4 separate regions of the Homo sapiens genome follow, and regions 1, 2 and 4 are each linked to region 3. Evidence: chromatin contacts called from ENCODE Hi-C or POLR2A ChIA-PET data. All regions are on one chromosome and are shown on one strand. Each heading gives the region's core, a stretch centred on a gene start or an enhancer-like site at or near the end of the contact. The rest is flanking DNA. Distances are from core to core; before and after follow the strand shown.

What was found. A loop is a pair of places that touch in the nucleus more often than their neighbours do. ChIA-PET counts read pairs that join two places held with the same protein, here RNA polymerase II (POLR2A). Pooled maps may share reads with other maps.
Region 1: a pooled map shows a loop between it and region 3 (2.9-fold over the local background). The contact joins two enhancer-like sites. A Hi-C loop is called at or near these places in 3 of 50 pooled maps. POLR2A ChIA-PET finds 5 or more read pairs at or near these places in 2 of 52 experiments (activated T-cell and activated naive CD4-positive, alpha-beta T cell).
Region 2: a loop to region 3 is called in a pooled map, with 4 times the contacts of the local background. The contact joins two enhancer-like sites. A Hi-C loop is called at or near these places in 1 of 168 maps with a recorded cell type or tissue (MCF 10A), 7 of 37 single-sample maps with no recorded cell type and 11 of 50 pooled maps. POLR2A ChIA-PET finds 5 or more read pairs at or near these places in 1 of 52 experiments (GM10248).
Region 4: a map with no recorded cell type shows a loop between it and region 3 (2.5-fold over the local background). The contact joins the promoter of DYNLT5 here to the enhancer-like site in region 3. A Hi-C loop is called at or near these places in 1 of 168 maps with a recorded cell type or tissue (MCF 10A), 13 of 37 single-sample maps with no recorded cell type and 9 of 50 pooled maps.

The regions. Positions count from the first base shown.
Region 1 is chr1:66,346,978-66,351,965 of GRCh38, forward strand. The region is part of intron 8 of PDE4B (phosphodiesterase 4B); the gene reads left to right. Among named protein-coding and RNA genes, the nearest start is that of SGIP1, 180 kb to the right of the region's middle. RefSeq lists enhancers at 3,252-3,301, 4,894-4,983. Within about 2 kb of position 3,339, at least 24 of the 41 ENCODE cell types and tissues checked have a DNase peak (open chromatin) inside an H3K27ac peak, as active enhancers do.
Region 2 is chr1:66,767,887-66,772,644 of GRCh38, forward strand. It overlaps DYNLT5 (dynein light chain Tctex-type family member 5), which reads left to right. Exons shown (of 5, transcript NM_152665.3): 3 at 2,501-2,592. Among named protein-coding and RNA genes, the nearest start is that of DYNLT5, 18 kb to the left of the region's middle. Within about 2 kb of position 1,850, at least 2 of the 41 ENCODE cell types and tissues checked have a DNase peak (open chromatin) inside an H3K27ac peak, as active enhancers do.
Region 3 is chr1:67,331,200-67,336,169 of GRCh38, forward strand. The region is part of intron 8 of IL12RB2 (interleukin 12 receptor subunit beta 2); the gene reads left to right. Among named protein-coding and RNA genes, the nearest start is that of IL12RB2, 26 kb to the left of the region's middle. Within about 2 kb of position 1,997, at least 4 of the 41 ENCODE cell types and tissues checked have a DNase peak (open chromatin) inside an H3K27ac peak, as active enhancers do.
Region 4 is chr1:66,751,130-66,755,741 of GRCh38, forward strand. DYNLT5 (dynein light chain Tctex-type family member 5) reads left to right here and starts at 1,330. Exons shown (of 5, transcript NM_152665.3): 1 at 1,330-1,455; 2 at 3,527-3,648. The coding sequence starts at 3,530. SGIP1 (SH3GL interacting endocytic adaptor 1) reads left to right here. Exons shown (of 25, transcript NM_032291.4): 25 at 1-10.

The DNA of each region.
Region 1 (4,988 bases), core at 2,089-4,588, 980 kb before region 3:
ACATATTTTATTTCCAGACTCAGTTGAATTCTCAGATGCTCCTATGTCATATTTTATTTCCGGACTCAGTTGAATCCTCAGATGCTCCTATATCATGCTGTTATGACGTTGGGTTAGCTGAGGTCACTGGTAAGGCAAACCTGCAACCAGCACTCCCTCTACTTCATGTTTGCAGTAGAAGCTGCCTCTATAAACCTTCCGTGAACCTAACAAACCTATGCATCTTGAGGTGCATTGTTGTTCAAAGCATCTCTCCATCTCTTCTAAATTATGATAGCTAATAATGGAAAACACAAAATACATAACAAGCCCAACTACCTTTTTTAATAGGATAAAATTGCATAAGAAATAGCTGTCTATGAAATTTATGTCTATTTTATGTTATGAAACTATTTTCATCTTTTATAGTTTTAGTTAATAGTTTATGTGTGCAAACCTCCAACCTGTTACAAATTTTCCTCAATTTGCCGGTGCATACTCTAGCTTAGGGATTACTGAAATATCAAAACAGATAATAATATATATGCTTTCAGGGAAGGAAAGGATAGATCTATGTAGTCCAAAGCTTTCTTTTATTTTTTTGATAGGCCCTAGAGTTGATCTTGAAAATTGCCAGATTAATAGGCTGTCCCAGCCCTGAGAAATCGCTAATCTAGAAGTGGCAATTCCCAAGGCAGGTTTTGAAGCATTCCATTGTCTTTTACCTCAAGGGATGTATGAAAGTCACTAGCTGAAATCAATACAATTAATAATAAATACAATGTATTCTACATGGTATTTTTAAGGGGTAGAGTAATAATCTCAAAAACAAGCTATGATAGATTTTTGTAGCTGCAAAAAATATTAGAAACTTCAATAAGGCAGGATTTAAAACAACCTAAGAGGTACTATAGACTGAAAATGGAATTAACTTCTTAAAGAGAATCATGACCAATACGTAAGGGTTATGAAAAGAAAGTATAATATTTGAGTGGTAGTTTCCCTGTTCTGTGTAACTACTTTCATGTCAGATATGAAGGTCCTAAAACATAGGTGTTATTTTTCACTAGTCAGGAAAGGACACTAGACTGGATGGTCTGTGGGTCTGATCCACAGTAAGTGTTCTGATTGCTGAAAAATACTATAAGTTGTAGAGCTTCTAGCTGCGAAATGTTTCAAAATAAACCTTTGTCATCTACTTTGGAATCATATTAATGCCCTGTGGCCTTAGAATTGACTCTAGAAGCTTTCAGTTAAATATTAGCCGTTATACCTGTACAGAAAAAGTTGTAGAAAGGCTTAAAAGGAAAAACAAAAGAGTGACTGAATAATGTACCTTGATTCCTTGATTTTTCTCAGTTACTATGATGATTTTTGTCATCTGTTGAAAAAGGTTTCTGCTAAATTTAATTATCAGATCATCATCTCAAATCTTCAAAGTTCCTTTTTTTGTCTTTCTCTATTAACAGACAAATTAAAAGGGAAGGATCAAGTATATGAAATGAAATTGTGATGCTCCAGGAACAGTTTTAGGTCTTACGTTTCTCATTGGAAGAAAAGTCCTCTGTCAAAAAGAAAATTTTGAAAAGTTTAAATTATCTAAAAATATACAGTGCCCCTAAACTTAACATATATAATGAGTGTATGGCCTGGAAATCCAATCTCTTCATAGGCTATTTGCACATGCAATATCAGGACCATACTTACAGTTAAAAAAAAAAAAAGATAAAGAAAATTCTTCTTTATCTGAAATTCAAATTTAACTAGGTGCCCCGAATTTTTATTTGCTAAATCTGGCAACCTTATATATGTGGAAACATAATATAGTTTATAAATATTATATATATAGTTTAAAATGCATAGTGAATGTATCAGTCTTTAGGTATAAATAGTTACAGTATCTTTTGTCCATTTGATTACATCACTGCAGCAACTTTCAGAGTTGAGAGAATGTTGGATCATGAGAAATTGCTATAAACATTCTTATGGGAATCACTTTGGGTCTAGGAAACGTCAATTTTTTAGTGTTCCAATAATGTGTGTTATATCATCTCTTGAGAAGTTTTCAGAAATTCTGAGAAAAATGGACAGCAGAAAAGGGTTAGATAGATAGGAAGAAATATGTAATAATTTGGGGAGCTGTTCAAGCCCTAATCTCATTTAGGAGATTAGTTATAGAGCAGCTATATTCAAATTTGTTTGATCTTTTGATATTTTTCAATTCTGTATGAAGGCATTAATGGTTTTTCCCTGCTTTGCCTTTTAATATGTCACTTGAGCAGAGACTTGTCCTCTAACTAGCAAGTAGAATTGATTCTATTGTTGCTTCATCATAATTTTTGATGCAGAATAATGGTAGATATATTCATGCTTGTTTTTCGTTGTATACTTACCTATTGATTACTACGTTGCTGAGCAGTTAAGACAAGAAGCACTCAATTCTAACATGTTTAGAAGAGTTTCTTTCTGATTTGGCACATGGACAGTGAGAATGATCTCACTGTGTTTGTTCCCTGGCACACCAAAGGTTTGCTGCAGATGTTAGTACAGCAGAACTTGTTTGCTAAGATGACCCATTATGGAACACTAGCTGATTAAGCAGACGTTAATGGACAATTGCATGTCCATTATTACTTCTTTGACCATGTTACCAACTCAATTCAATTGCACTTGCTTTTCAAATAAGACAAACCTGTCAATAAAGAAACTGGACATCAAGTTTCAAATGATTGGTAGAGTTTATAGGGAAACACAAAAAGGAGGGAAGAGATGAGATGCACATTGTCAAATAATCTGAAATGTTAAGAATTGTGGAAATTGTTAGTTTCATAAGGAGTTTTAGACAAGCACACTATATCCCTCATTCTGTTTATTTCTTTTTCATTTAAAACTTAGATTTGCTTTACTTCTTTGGGTCTTCATTTCTTCCCATGCAAAATTCCTGAAAGTCAAAAGGAAGATTAGAAGCTAGCCATTTTACCACTAAAGAAACTGAGCCCCAAGAAGTTAATTCAGCTTACCCAAGATTACATATTTGCTTAGGGCCAGAGCTAAGACAGGGACAGACTCTGTTTACTTCATTTCTCACTAAACTGTACCACTGCAGTTTCGACTTCTTTCTACCACTGAAGGCACAGAATGCACTGAAGGCATTCTGTGCCTTCAGGAGGAATTTTCAGCCCCTTCACTTTCCTGATGCCCGGGAATTCTTTTTAAGTTATGACTAACAAAGTATAAAACATGAGTCAAAAGTTAGTCCCTAATAAAGTCATTGTGACTTTAATGACTTCGGCAGTTGTTTCATTCTGCAAAAACAGGAAGATCCCACACAATAAGGCGCCTGTCTCACAGCTGGGCTCCTGCGTAGACGGCCACCCACAAGAGTAACTAACTGCTGGGGCTGCCTTCCTCTCTTTGACACCTTTTTATTCTCTGTTCTTACAGTTTTCTCCTACTGACCTCATCCTGAGGTTATCCATGAGAGGAAGGTACCTGCTTTAGCTAGTCTTTGATAGGGTGAAGAATAGTTTTAATCACTTAGGAGTCACTCCTAAGTGATTTTCAGGTCACCCTCAACAGGCCTAAATTAGTCTTAGAAGAAGCTCTTTCATGGGCTTTATACTAGCTTCCTGTGTTATCACTATTCTGGACTGTTTTATTCTCAAAAACATAAAATCCCCAAATTTTAGATTTGAGAAGAGCCTGCGATCATTCCAGTTCACTCCTCCTATGTGATTAGTTTAACTAAGAACTCATTACCAAGATAGTGCCTATCTTGCCTGCGGATCTTTGCATAAAGCTCAAACTAATTCTCCCATGAGAAATATAGAAAAGTGAAGAAGTGTCCTATCACTTCAGAAGAAACTGGCTCAGAAGAAATAATCTCTGTATGCAGTGTTAAAACTAAAGAAAAATTGAAGCCATCAAACAAAATGTTCCTATCAAGTGTAATTGAATTTTAGCTTTTATTACCTATTCTCTACTTTTAAAATAACTTTTCACTATTAAAGGAACTTATTCCAAAAATCAGACAATTTTATAGAAAAGGTATATTCTAGGCCAATAATATTAAATCACATATCTAGAAAATATACCTTCTTCCCTTTTCAAAAAATAGAAGCAATTTCTAGCAGTGTATGTGAATCTAATGTTGGGCATAAGCTTAAGAAGGCATCGGAGGAATTTTTTATTAGAGTTTATTCACAAATTTTGCTTGTCTGTGTTGAAAAGGGGCATTGGCCATTTCCTCTGGGGACATTATTTCTAGGTAGGCTGTAACAGGGTTTTCCTGTGAAGGCAGATTCTTAGGGAAAATAGTATCTGTGTACATGAGATGGTAGAGACACATTTATCTTTAAAATAATGTGTTCCTGTTTGTGGATTTCTCTACTGAATTTAATAAAGTAAATAATGCCCATTTCCTTCCAATCCAGTAACTCCTTGGGACACAGTTTTACCCAGGAGCTATTTTACCTTCGAGTCTGGATGAAACGTGTAACTTAATAAATAGATTCCAAAAGTCTTACACTATGAAACTCTGAGGGATGATAAATGCTTCCCTTCCTTTGTTATGGTCTGAAGCATTTTCAATTTGAGTTGTTTTCCTCAGTCATGTAGAGGGAGTTTTGTTTTCTGGGAAGTCTTGGTTGCTGGTAAATAATGTGTCCAAACTGTAGGAGGCAGCCACAGAATTTATCATACAAGTATGAAATGTTAGGGTTGATCATTCTCATTTTACACATGAGAGGTGATGTAACTACACAGGAGAGTGAGAGCTGAGAATGAAAAGTCAAGATTTGTCTACTACATTGTGGCTGCCTCTGGCTCAACAGAAACACTCCCATGTGGGAGTCAGATGCTGAAAGCCCAACTAAGCCTAGCTCCTCAACTGTCTCCTCAGGCTTAACTTCAAACATAATTCATATCTATTCTATTTCTTAATGTGTCTCATCACACAGTTAAACACTAGTCATACTAACTGGACTCTACATATACTAGAATGTAAAAGA
Region 2 (4,758 bases), core at 600-3,099, 560 kb before region 3:
ACAGTTCCACTTACATCTCATTCACTCATAAGCCACATAGGCCACAATAGCACAAAAAGAGACTGAGAATTTGTCTTTAGTCTGCACAGGAATATTCCTACAAATGTAGGATTCTGTTACCAAGGAAGAAGGAAAGAACAACTTTAGAAAGTAAATAAGAGTCCCTGACACGATGTTCATTATAATTTTCTTTATAATAGTAGAATATTGGAAATAGCCTAAAAGGCATGGATGATACATGGTTAAATGAAATCCAGAATGTGTATGTATTAAGTACTGTCTTGATATTTAAAGTATTGTTTGCTATTTATTGACATGGAAAGTTATCCATGATACATTTTAAATTTTTTTAAAGCATCTATAATATGAGCCCATATGTAAAATCAAATGTCTGAAATGATTTTTGTTAATGTTAACAGGGGTTAGAGAACAACTGAGGTTAATAATTTTTTGTAATTTTACTTTCTTCTCTATGTTTTTCTGTATGTTTTGAATTTGTAAAATGAGCATACACTGTTTATATGATTCCTATGGAAATAAAAGGGCACTGAACAAATTTATCTACAATAACTCAAAAAAAGTCAATCTGCAAAACTTTCTATTTGCACACCAATCTTCAACCAGTGGGATTTTTAAGCTGCCCTTATGACATTTACCAGTTTCATAATGATAATAATATTAAGTGCACTGATTGTCAATCTTCAGTAACTGATAGTGAAGACAGTTTATAAAAATCCTTATTTGCTTTTTTGTCTTGGAATTTTCACTCCAGCTAATTTGAGTTTTGTACCACCTCTTCTTCTCCATGAATTTTTAATATGGTGTTCAGTAGAAAAGAAATTGAGTTTTTATGAATACCTTCTGTATTATGCAAGTAAGTTTTAATTGCAGTGATTAATTATTTCATTGTCCCTATTTTCATTCTGTCTGTTATAATCATACTTGGGACTTTGTCACTAAGAGGTAAACAGGACATTTGAAATCTGTCTGCCTTTTATACATGTACATTAAGCCCTTTGCCTCATTCCCTTTATCTCTGAAATGGGTAGAATAATGAATCTTTTACTTACCTCAAAGGATATTGTGAAAGTAAAATGAGATAATTTATGGGAAATGTTTTACAAAGTTAAAAGTAGCATATATAGTAATGGAGCAGACTGACTTATCTTAGAATCAAGGGGTTTATGTAACATTGGGTTTTTTAAGCAGCAGTAATCATCTTTGGTATTGCCCACAACACCTGCAGCCAGTGTGGCCAAACAGGCTGGTTGCTACTTCAAAGGGCAGCAGTAAATTGAGGAAGGCAGGTGTTATAAGAATAAAGATTAAGTCACTCATCCAGAAATCCACCATGAAAAAAGCAGCCAGAATTTCTTCCATCATTTTCTTGGGCTGAGTGGGTAAACCCTAATTTATCATGTAAGTTGTATTGCATTAAAGGATTTTTAAAAATAGATTACCCGTGATTTTCTTAAAATATCGATTTGCAAGAAGTTCATTAATTCCAAACAGCGTAGAACTAAGTATTTTAAATTCCTTGCAAGAAAAAAGATCCCCAAAGATTAAGAGCAAATATCTATTTTTTATTTAATTAAAGCAAAAACATAGCCTGCTTAGAAAAGTGGTCACTCTGAACACACACACACACAAACACACACCCACACACACACACATGCTATTATATCCTCCCCTTTGAAATGACATCTGTCTTAAAGTTCATTTTCACAGGTGGAGAAAATTGAGGGTGCAGCATTCTGAGACTGTCATTAGTTACAGCTGAATTTCCTCTGAACTAAGTTGAATTAAGTAGTGCTGGAGAGACAGTGGGGCCTCCTCTTTGCTTGGGTCTCCTGTTTAGCACCAGGATAAGCTCATATTGCCTTGATAACGAAACCAAAACCCTTTTTCGATGTTGAAAAGGCCGATTGATGCTTATTAATGTATTATAGTTTTGGTGAATTGCGGTTTCCTCTACCACGTAGATGAGTTTCTCATTTTTCTTTTTCATACTAAAGGGATTTTGTGAACTACATATAATAGTGAACTCTTTATAATACTCCATGTGTATATAGAGTTGTCTTCCAACATTTTAAGCTTCCTCATATGTCCCCCAGCCCTGTTTGTGAGCTTTATCTACTTTGAGGAGAGGCTTTATATCAGTGGTGGAGATGCGATTGGCAATGGATTTTGAAGTATGTACTGTTACCCCATACACATACATCAACCCAGGATCGCTTTCTGGATAATTTGATGACCTGGGTAACTGCCCTGGGCTTCAGCCATCACATTGAGACCTGCTCCAAATAATTCCTCTGCATCTTAATATTTCCATCTCTAAAATGTTTTGGACTTTCAATATGCCACTAGGATATTTACATAAGACTTACTTGAAATTTTCTGAGAAAACTTCATCTTTGTAACATTTTAGCTTAAAGCAATATTGTATTTTGTTATTATTGTTATAATAATGACTAAAATTTGTTTTCTCCCTTGTTTTTAGTTCTATGAGTACTGTGTCTTATATGGAAGAACCCAGTCAGCGTGATGATATCTCTCGCCTTACAGTTCAGATGGAAAACACCTATCAGTTGGGTGTGTTCTTTTATCTCTCACTCCTATTTTAAACTTCTAAATTGGTGACTGATTCTCTTAAAAATGATATTTGATAACCTGGCATTGTCTTCAATTCTAGCACAATATAAGGGACTTTAATGAATTGAGTGATTTGATGTTGCTTTAGTTTCTTCCTCAGCAAAAAGGTAACAACACTTGCTGTCTTACTTTTCTTTACTAATGTTTCCCAAATGCCAAACAATTCACTGGGTGGCACTGATGCATACAGTATACTACTGACTTAACAAATTCACTGAGTATTTCTGGGTACATAGATATGACTTAAATGAAAGAGATAAGTATTGATATTTTATCCAACAAAACCAATCAGTGTTGTTAGGTGAAGGAAAAAAAAAAACTCAAAGCAAAGGCAAATGACTCATAGTCCCCTGTTGACAGAGACGTTTATCCATTACCACTGAGGTTTTGAGTCTTTGAAAACAAAGATCTTTGCACCTGCCGCTATACTCCCAGGTGGAGTCCGTGGCAAATATCTTTTCCCATCCATGTTTCCTCATAGACCCACTTGTTTTCTCTAAAAGCGTACCTGCCCACTATTACCTGAATTCATACATAATTACTGCTATATGGAAATTCCACAGAGATTTACCAAGGGGCAAAGAAAGACTCTATGGGCCAAGGTGATTCCATCTGTGGCCAGTTAACCCCAAGAAAATTATAGACCATCAGCCTGTCCCCTCTGGCCTTGTAGCCAGTTTTCTACAGGAGTCCCCAAGACTACATGGATTACACGGCTCCATAATTAGCCAATCTACTGGTATTTTCACAGTGCCTGTGGTGGACAGCTAATATTCCTGCCATCCAATATACTTTTATACTTCTCTGGTAACCTCACTAAATTTCCTTTGAAATTCCACCAACATCACCACTTTTGATCCTAGCATTCTAATGAAGCTGGCACTGGCTTTATAGATAGAGCAGTGACTGATTCTAGGATGGCATATAACCATGGTGAATCCAATCAAAGACTTTGAGATTAAATTCAGAAAATGTTGTTTGGCCTGTTGCAGAAGAACATAAAGCCCTGAAACTTGAAGGAATGTAGGGGCTCTGGCAGGATCTGCCACCTTGCCCTGACTTGAAACTGAGAGAAAACAACAGAATCCTGGTGTCATCATTTGAGTCCTAAATCCAATTGGCTACCCTTTAACTTTTCAGTTAGGCAAGCTAAGTTTGGGTCAGGTTTTCCCTCACTTGCAACTAAAAGTTCTTAGCCATGGGGTGTCTATGACTTTGAACTGTGCATGCTGGAAGGGTTTGAATCAGATTTGAACAAGACAGGGCCAGTGAAATGTGAATCTCTGTGTTTCTACATAAGGATATTTTTTGCAACTTGTTTTCTCAAATAAAGCATCTTATCAGTTTTAGAAGTACTGAGTATGAACCACATTAGAAAAGTAATTTTAGAAAAAGCTTAGTATAGATGAAATATACCTGTATTTTCCTACAATAGTCTATGTGAATTTTTTAATAATTAAAATATTTTATGCTTGACAATTCCCTTTTTATAGCATTCAACCAGCCATTTTATTAATACTTAATCAAAACTGTGTTTCCACTTCTACTTGTTTCTGGGTTTATTTCACATATGAAAGGTATTTTGTGAGTGTATTAGTCCGTTTTTGCATTGCTATAAAGAAATACCTGAGACTGTAATTTATAAAGAAAACAGGTTTATTTGGCTCATGGTTCTAGAGACTATACAGGAAACGTGGTGCCAACATCTGCTTCTGGTAAGACCTCAGTAAGCTTTTAGGCATGGCAGAAGGGAAGGAGAGTTGGCATGTCACATGGCAAGAGAGGGAACAAGAGAGGTGCCAGGCTGTTTTAAACACCCAGCTCTCATGTGAACTAATAGAGGAAGAACTATAGAGCAAGAACTCAGTAATTACCGCTGGGACAGCACCAAGCCATTCATGAGGGATCCACCTTCCTGGCCCCAACACCTCCCACCAGGCCCCACCTCCAACACTGGGGATCACATTTCAATATGAGATTTGAAGGGGACAAATATCCAAACTATATCAGTGGGACTTTGGTAAATAGTTTATCATATCTTTACAATGTAATACTGGCCAGAAAAGTAGAGGGAAATATCAGCCAATCACCAGCACTATTATGTTT
Region 3 (4,970 bases), core at 747-3,246:
ATAAGCCATATGGAAAGCTTGAAAGAAAGTAGGCTCTGGAGACACATATTTCAAAATAAAATTTAGCATCCAGCAATCCTCTCTTGTCCAAATATTATAACACTGTACTTCAAGCCTTTGATATTTACTGCACAAATGAGAACCACCTGGCCACCCATAACTATGAAAAGGATATCAAATGTGTTTTTCAGTCTGATGAATTTTTCTTTTTTAGTAATTATTGGGAAGGGAATGTTATTGAAGTATAAGAAAATATTTTATTGAAGCAAAAATGCCTATGTAAACTTTATGCCAATATTAAATCTTTGGAGACACAAGAAATAGCCATCTGAATATTAGTTTTTAAAAGCACTCATTTAGGCCGGCATGGTCGCTCAGGCCTGTAATCCCAGCACATTGGGAGGCTGAGGTGGGCAGATCACGAGGTCAGGAGTTCGAGACCAGCCTGGCCAGCATGGTGAAATCCCATCTCTACCAAAAAGACAAGAAATTAGCCAAGCATCGTGGTGCGTGCCTGTAATCCCAGCCATTCGGGAGGCTAAGGCAGGAGAATCACTTGAACCCAGGAGGCAAAGGTTGCAATGAGCCAAGATTGTGCCACTGCAATCCAGCCTGGGCAACAGATCGAGACTGCATCTCATAAATAAATAAATAAATAAATAAATGCACTCATTTAGTGATATAGTAGAGAGTCTTTCATAATTTATATAAATTTGACTCAGAGAAAAACTTTTTGGCATATAATCCATTGTTCATTATCTGGAGCTTTTGTAACATTAACGTGCAAAATCTAAATTCTTATTTGTGAAATTTATGGATATGTGTGCATGTAAACTAGCCTCATAATTAAGTTGCATTTATTTTCTGTGAGCTACTAATGGCTTTTGATAACTGATGATCCTTAGCAATCATACATCAATGACATTCAAGGAACGGAAGGGCCTTTAGCAGAATATAATACCTAATATATGATTCATAGAATAATCTTATATTCTTCCTTACTTCTTGTATTAATTGCATTTTTTTTTTTTTTTGAGACAGAGTCTTGCTCTGTCACCCAGGCTGGAGTGCAGTGGCACAATCTCAGCTCAGTGCAACCTCTGCCTCCTGTGTTCCAGTGATTCTCCTGCCTCAGCCTCCCAAGTAGCAGGGATTACATGCATGCGCCACCATGCCCGGCTAATTTTTGTTATTTTCAGTAGAGACAGGTTTCACCATGTTGGCCAGGCTGGTCTCGAACTCTTGACCTCAGGTGATCCACCTGCCTCGGCCTCCCAAAGTGCTGGGATTACAGAATATATTTTAAAAATTGTCTAAAAGTGAATTTATCCAACAAATGATAATTTATTACCACTCATTTTATAATAAAATCTCTTAATGTTGAACCACTTGCCCTCTGGTTGTTACTTTTATAATCCAGAGCTTACTCATAATATCGTTTTATTATATATAGTCAAAGTAATTTTTTTAAAGACTATCTCATGAATTAGATTTTGTTTATATATGTGGTACAGATAAAACTTCTGAAAATGGGCTATATTTTATATCCAAGTTCAAGGTAGTAAGTAGTCTGAAAAATATTTAAGTTATATCACATTAAGCTAAACTATAAACTAGGGAAACTCTGGGCTTGTGAATTCTTGTCATTCTTACTCACATATGATAATGACCTAGTTAGAGATGTGTGAAAAGGTTTTTCTTTTCTTTTTTAAAAAGTGTTTGTCTTTTGAATTAAAATTCCTTCAAGGCAGCACAGTAACTTTCTTATTTCCTATAAAATAAACCACCATCATAACAATGAGTATAGCAACTCATTATGGTTATGAACTCATGGATGATTATGAATTGAACCTAGGAAGCTGGCTTATTCAGTCACTGAAGGTATTCATAAAGAGAGAAACCCATACTCTGAGATACACCACCTTTACCAAGCTCTGTTGGCTTCCTTTCTGTCTCTGAATCTCCCTTTTCTATGTTTGATTTTTCTGTGGGTTGTTGTAGGTCTTTTTTCTCTTACTCTAGGCTGCTTGGTTTTCACCCCTTACCCGCTGTTTCTGTCATCAGTTTCTTTATGAAACACCAACTGATGTAAACGTAAAAGGTGTGAATTTTTTTTAACACGTCTTCCTTTTAACCCTTTCAATGTGTACTCATATGTAACTTGGCATTTAAAAAAAATTAATAGTAAGCTTTTTTTTTTTTTTTTTTAGGTACTCTCTAAAACTGTGAATGACTCTACAACAGAGTCAGCCTTTTTGCAGCCTTTGCTTCTCAAAATTGAGAGAAATGTAACATCTCCGGGTGGATTGGTGTAGTTGTTTATATCATTTGAACAGTGGGTTAGGGCTTCCTTTACTCCATAGGGCCCTTTACTATGTCATTAAATTCAGCTCCTATCACTGAAAAACACTTTTTAAATGACCGAAAAGTAAGGGATAGGAGGAAAGAAACTACTTTGCTGTGTTTAAGAGAACAGTCTTGAAATCAGCATCCATCAAAGGCAGGCCTGATAGTGACACTGGGAAGAGAGCAGCCACATTTTCCTTGTAGTGGGAAAACATTCTTGAATTTGAGCTCAAGGTGTCCAGACATGCCTGAGAACATGCACAGGTATTGAGGGAAGGTGATCTCTCACCACTTAGAACACCCAGGAAGAGATGCCAAAATACTGATTAATCAGCTATTCCTTAGAGCTATGTTACCAATATGTCTCTGTCTGTTAATCCGCCATTTTAAAAAGTCTTATTTGCAGTTTGTGATCTTGCTCAACTCTATTACAGCTAACAAAGGAATCGTTGCATGTTCATTCGTACTTTGGAGGGGCAGAGTGGTAAAGGAGAAACCTTCCCCCATCATGGTGACAGCAAGGGTGAGGGGTGAATAATCCCTAAAGGGGGAGAAAATGAAGAGTTACCAGCTGCAGCCACCTCTTCCCACATTGAGAAGCTAGGAAATTCATGCACTCATTTGTAATTTAAAAATATTGCCAAGATAAGATAGGTGTGAACAATTAAATACTAGAGATTATTTTGGATAGCAAACATTTGATAACAGTCAAGCTTGGTGGATTGGCAAACATTTTCTCTACAGGTCCAGATAGTAATATTTTCAGCTTTGCGGATCATACGATCTGTCGCAACTGCTAAATGTGCTATTGTCACATGCAAGCTGCCATTGACAATACCTAAACAAACAGGCATGGCTGTGTTCCAACAAAACTTTATTTATGTATGCTGAAATTGGAATTTTATGTAATCTTCACATGTCACTAAAAAGGATTCTTCTTTTGTTTGTTTTGAGACGGAGTCTGGCTCTGTCACCCATGCTGGAGTGCAGTGGTGCGATCTCGGCTCACTGCAAGCTCCGCCTCCCGGGTTCACGCCATTCTCCTACCTCAGCCTCCCGAGTAGCTGGGACTACAGGCACCCCGCCACCACGCCCGGCTAATTTTTTGTATTTTTAGTAGAGACAGGGTTTCACCGTGTTAGCCAGGATGGTCTCGATCTCCTGACCTTGGGATCTGTCTGCCTCAGCCTCCCAAAGTTCTGGGATTACAGGCATGAGCCACCGCGCCCGGCCGGATTCTTCTTTTGATTTCTTTTCAACCATTATCAAAACCATTTTCTTACAGGATGTATTAAAACAGGCAGAGGGCCAGATTTGGCCCATGGGCCGTAGTTTGCTGACCCCTAAGCTAGCTATACTCGAAAGCATCATATTTGTGTCTTTTTGCTTGAGGCTTGAGAATGATTCTTTTCTCTTCTAAAGAGATTTATATCAGACACTTTCACTAACAGGAAAGTGTTATGTTTAAGATTCAGTAACAGTCCCTAAACCCTTCTCTCCTTCACTTGTTCTCCTCTAAGCTCAGCACCTATCTTGGAAGGAAGGAATGATAATTCAGAACTCTTTTCAAGAAGTTATATGAAGAAGAGCAGAGATATCAATCTTTTGTTGTTTTTGTTTTTAGGATCTGAGATAATACAGTGTATCTGCAAGGGGATGAAAAGAGTCCAGCAGAGAAGGAGAAATTAATGACACAGGGAAGGTGGGGATAATGACTGGAGAGATGTCTTTGATAAAGCAAGAGGGAGCGGGGTCCAGAACTCTAGCTAAAGAGTTGGACCGTGATGGAAGTAGGGATGATTCATCCACTGGGACATCATTAACAGTGCTGTGTTAGGGAATTGGTTGGGGGAGTTTGAACGTTTTCATGGTGGAAAAAGAAGGGAATTTCCATCTGATTTCTTCCTTTTGCTCGGTGAAGTCTGAGGCAAGGTCATCTCTTTTTCATATTGGTGGCTTCTTCCACTTTAACCCTACAGTTTTTTCCTTTACAGACAAAGTATTTTCATCTGACTTCCATTTCTCATATTTGTATGCTTAGTCATTTGTACCCATTTCTTTTGAAATCACTTGAACATACTGGCCTTTGGCTTTTTTTTTCTCATGTGCCTATAATAGTTTTATCTGTATTTGGCTAGATAACATTGAGGTTAGAACTTTTAGTGACTCTGTGACAGTTGAATGTCAAAGATTCTCCTCCCTATTAGCCCTTGTGTTGCTTTAAGCAGCAGTGATTTTACACCCCTGGTCATGAAATGTTACACTTTTTAGAGACTCATGCAGATTCAACTAATGATTTCTCTCCCATGAAGGTATACATTGCAGGTAGGCACCATTAACATTTCAGTTTACTTGCAATTTACCTTGTGAAAAGAATATAATTCTAGAATTTGATTCTTAGCTCTGTAATAATCTGTTAGGTTGTGGATTTTTAATGAGTCAGTGAGTGTCCCCTTTAGATTTCTTACCAATATGTAATTAACTGAAGACATGTACTGCTGTGGTACAAGTCAACTGGCTTTGACACTGAGCACACCCGGGTTTCCAAACCCTGATTTTACAAATGTCTGGATTATCTAGTTTGTGGAGTAGTCAGGTCTTGGTCAATGTAGTGAACTGTAATG
Region 4 (4,612 bases), core at 80-2,579, 580 kb before region 3:
TGTGAATATCTTTTGCTGTCAGCCTCTTAAAATTTTACCCGCATTTCTGGAAAACTTCATTCCATGTTTAGGGTAGGGATGGTGGGCCAAAGGTCTGTCAAAGGTCAAGGGTTAAGAGTTAGACAAATTTCAGCTCTGTGATTTAAATATCGACTTGAGCATGTTACTCAACGATTCTACATTTCCTTATCTTAAAAAAAAATAGAGTAATGTCCCCTATGTCATAGTCACTGAACAAATTCAATGAGATAATGTTTATTCATCACCTAGCAGTTCCTATCTAGTCCATAGTAGATATTCAATCAACAATCCTTTCCTGTTCTTATCTTTCTGTGAGTAGAGATTGGGATGGGCAAAAATATCTATTTCTCTTCTTCCAACACTATCCTAACACTGTGCTCCACCGGAATCCCAATGTATTACTGTCAGCTAATGCTAATTCCAGCAGGACACTCATCAAGAGCCATGCCCTTGGCTAGATGCTTGGAGGCATCTTGTTTCTGCTTCCAATGATTGCCCACTACAGGAGGGTCCCTATAGTGTTTATTTTGTTTGCTTTTGGTTTGGGGAGGCCCAAACCAGGCTTAGGCTGGGGATAGTCGCTGAAGAAGAGGAAAAGCCCATTCATACCAGCAGGTAGGTCCTCAACCCCAAACAGCCTCATTTCAAAGCTTCTTAGACATTAACAGGCTCAGAAGAGTCTTGTTAAGGAAAGCGAAGGAACCCAGCCCGGTTTGTAACACATTGGAGTTAAGACCATGAGTTTCAGGGGCCTTGGGCATATTATTTAACATTTTAGAATCTCAATTTTCCAAATCCTTTAAAGGGAAAACATTCCTTTCTTGACAGAGTTATTGGGACGACTAAATCCCAATGTTTGTCGGTATCTGGGGTATCTGGCCAATGTAAGTGCTCATTTACCTCCACATTCCACCGCCTGTGCCTTGGAGGGGGAACGTGCGAAGCAGCGTTAGGAGCCGGGAAAAGGGCAGGGCTACTTTACTTTGTCTTTGCGCTTCGGATTTCCTGTGCTAGGAAACCGCAGCACTTCCCACTCCTGCCCCTGATGTCTGCGGGAAAAGGAACTTGATGAGGGGCCCTAGGGGTGCAAATGTCTTTAGTCCCAAATGTCTTCCTCGCTACACAATGAACCAGTTCCCCTCCAGCTCGCCGCCAACCCAGGACGCAGCCCGGCTCAGAGTGACCCCCAGTGGGCAGTGAAGATGAGATCCTCTACATCCTTAGGGCAGCTCAGAGGGCCACTCAGCGGCCAAGTCCGGCCGGGGAGGGCCGAGGGCTCTGTTTGAGGTCACCCTGGAGACCGGCCTCAGAGTCCAGGGAGAGTGCGCGGGCGGCCGCCGGCTGAATGAAGCCTGGGACGCGGGAGCCGCGCCGCGCGCAGTGTCTGCAGTGCCGGAGGTCTGGGAGGCTCCGGGCGAAGCCTCCCTGCTGCAGGTAGGGTCGCCTCTCTCTGCAGCGCGTCTGGACCCCAAAGGAAGGATAGGGGGCAAGGGATCGGCCCTTTGTTGAGAAATGGCCCTACTTGGCCCCGATCTCTCCGCCACCTTATTCCTCCTCTCCCCAACACATAAGAAAAAATGATCCCAAATTTGGGAACTGAAAGTCGGTCCCAACGGTTCGTCCCCTGCCCCATTGCATGGCTGGGGGCTGGGCTTCAAGAGTGATGGCCAACGCAGAGCCGGCCAGCAAGGTCATCCCCTGACCCGGGGCGGTCTTCCTGTGGCTGGCCGCACCCATGAGGACCTCCAGGTCCCAACTCTGGCCTTTCTTGGGGAGGGGGCGGCCTGCAGGGCAGCTTTGGAAACAGCTGAGGCCGAGATGGGTCTATGTGGCTTTGCAGCAAAACCTGAATGACCCACCTAATCAGGCTGTGTGTCTTTCCACACTCATAAACACACTCACCTTCGTACACACGAACACAGACACACTTATACACACAGGCACCTGCACACACAGAGATGCACACTCACAGGTACACACTCAAGGACGCTCACACTCACGTGCACACACACACCACGCTGCCTGCCTCACCCACACACAGCACCTCTGCTCTGACATTGATGCCACTGGGTTTTAGGGTATGTTCTTGTGTGCCCTACCTACTCAACTGCCAGCTCCTTGAAGGCATGGATTCTCTTCTATTTTTATGCTTTGGTGTCTAGCACAGTATTTCCTTATCGGGGCTCTCACATTTATAGATTATGAAATAATTTAAATGAATACTTAAATTTGTAGGTAGACAATGAGGGCATTATTAGAGTTATAGTCCAAGTTCTGGGAAGTCCATTGCTACTACCAGCTTTTTAACAAGTATTAGTAGGAAGGAGGGAGTTTTCCAATAAATTATTTATTTAAAAGTTAAGTCCTATTTGCTCTTTACAAACTATGTAAATGTTGCTCGAGAAAACAAAACAAACAACAAAAAATCTTTGGGAAAGCAAGGTTAATTTTAATTTTTATTTATTTATTTATTTTCTAGCTCCCTACCCCTAATTTTATTTTTTAAAGTCATGGTGGGTCAGGCACAGTGGTTGATGCCTGTAATTCCAGCACTTTGGGAGGCCAAGGCAGGAGGATCACTTAAGGCCAGGAGATTAAGGCCAGCCTGGGCAACACAGAAAGATCTTGTCTCTACAAAAATGTTTAAAAATTAGCTAGGCATGGTGGTGCAGGCCTGTAGTCCTAGCTACTAGGGAGGCTGAGGTGGGTGGACCGCTTGAGCCCAGGAGTTTGAAGTTACGGTGAGCTATGATCATGCCACTGCACTCCAGCCTGGGTAACAAGAGCTAGATCCTGTCTCTAAAATAATAAAATAGGCCAGGTAGAGTGGCTCATGCCTGTAATCCCAGCACTTTGGGAGGCTGAAGCAGGATTGCTTGATCCCAGGAGTTCAAGACCAGCCTGGGCAACATAGACCCTATCTCTACAAAAAATTAAAAATTAGCCCAGCTTGATGGCATACACCTGCAGTCCCAGCTACTCAGGTGGCTGAGTTGGGAGGAACGCTTGAGCCCAGGTGTTTGGGGCAGTAGTGAGCCATGATCATGCCACTGCACTCCAACCTGGGTGACAGAACAAGACCCTGTCTCAAAAATAAAATATAACAGTGACAGCAAATATTAATTAGCAAAGTTGTATTATGGTTACATTTGGGGGGCAATACAAATATTGGTTTCTGATGTAGGATAGCATCTTTCTGCTATACATGCATATCTTTTGTCAATGACCTCCGTCTTCATCAGCTAAGCATTTTTGCTATAGCTTAATATCTGCTTATGTAAATAATTATACTATTGCATAAATAAGCATTTTCAGAGTTATCATAGTTCCAGTTTCACTGATCAGAATAACAACAAATTCTATATATTGCTCTTGAGGAAACCCCACTTTCCTGTTCAAAAATGGTAGGAAAACTATCTGTGTACTTTGAGATTAGTCCCTGTTATACTAACTAAAATGTTTCCGGATCTTTCTTTTGCTATTTTACAAAAGTCTTCTTCCATAGGTTATGATGATGTCAGACAATGCTAAAGGCAGAGCAGCTCATTCATGGAAGAAAAGAGGGAGTATTTCTTCTCTAAGTAATCATGAATTTTGGCGAAAGGAAATTCATGGGCGCATCAAAGAGTGAGTAACTGTCTAAAATTGTAAATTCATTTATTGAATAAATAGGTTCGTAATGTTTATTAGGAGAAAAAAACACTTCCTCGGGGACATAAAAAGAGATAAAATGGGCAAGTACAAGGTGCAGGTCATCTTTAGGGGCCATATTTAAAAAGAAAGAGAAAGAGAGAAAGCTTAAGTGATAAGTTAATCCTAGCAGCATTTTTGCTATTTCAAAAATCATCCCAAAAAACCCTCTGCTCAAAAGAAACACCACATGCAATGTAAACCAGACACGCTTATATGTCTTTTGAGTTCTTCTCCTCAATATTTTATAACATAGGTTTTGCATTTTTGTAATCAATACATACATATACAATGTACTTAACATTATTGTATATAATTTTGTCATGTATTTTCATAGTTTTTTCCATATCCTCTTAAATGACTGCATAATATTTTGTCAATTTATGATTCTGGGTTCCTTAACCATTCTCTAATTATTGGACACTTTAAGTTTGTTTCCATTTTTTTTCTTTTTTACTATATGTCTGTGCTTGGTCATTTCCCAGAAGAATAATTAGTAGGTCAAAGGGCAATAAGTAGATTTTTTGGTTCTTGCTACATGTTGCATCTTCTCTCCTAAAGATATACATCAATTTTTAATATTTTCATGGCATTTCCTTTTGACTGCTGTTGGGAAGAAAACAAAACAAATTATCGACGTAGCAGTCAATTAATAATAGACTTTCGTTCTTAGTTTCTATAGCTTTGGAGGATGTTGTATATTGAGTATATATTGGGAAGCAGGAGCTAGGGTGTCCTGCAGAACAGAGAGTAGAAGAACTGGAATAATTAGAATTCTGAAACCAAAATCTTTCTATTCTCAGAGTGTATTAATGCCTACTTGCAACTCCACATTCCAGCCCTGGAAGTCTGTGGATTACACATACAATGCCTTTTACAGGTGGGAAACTGACTATAAAGG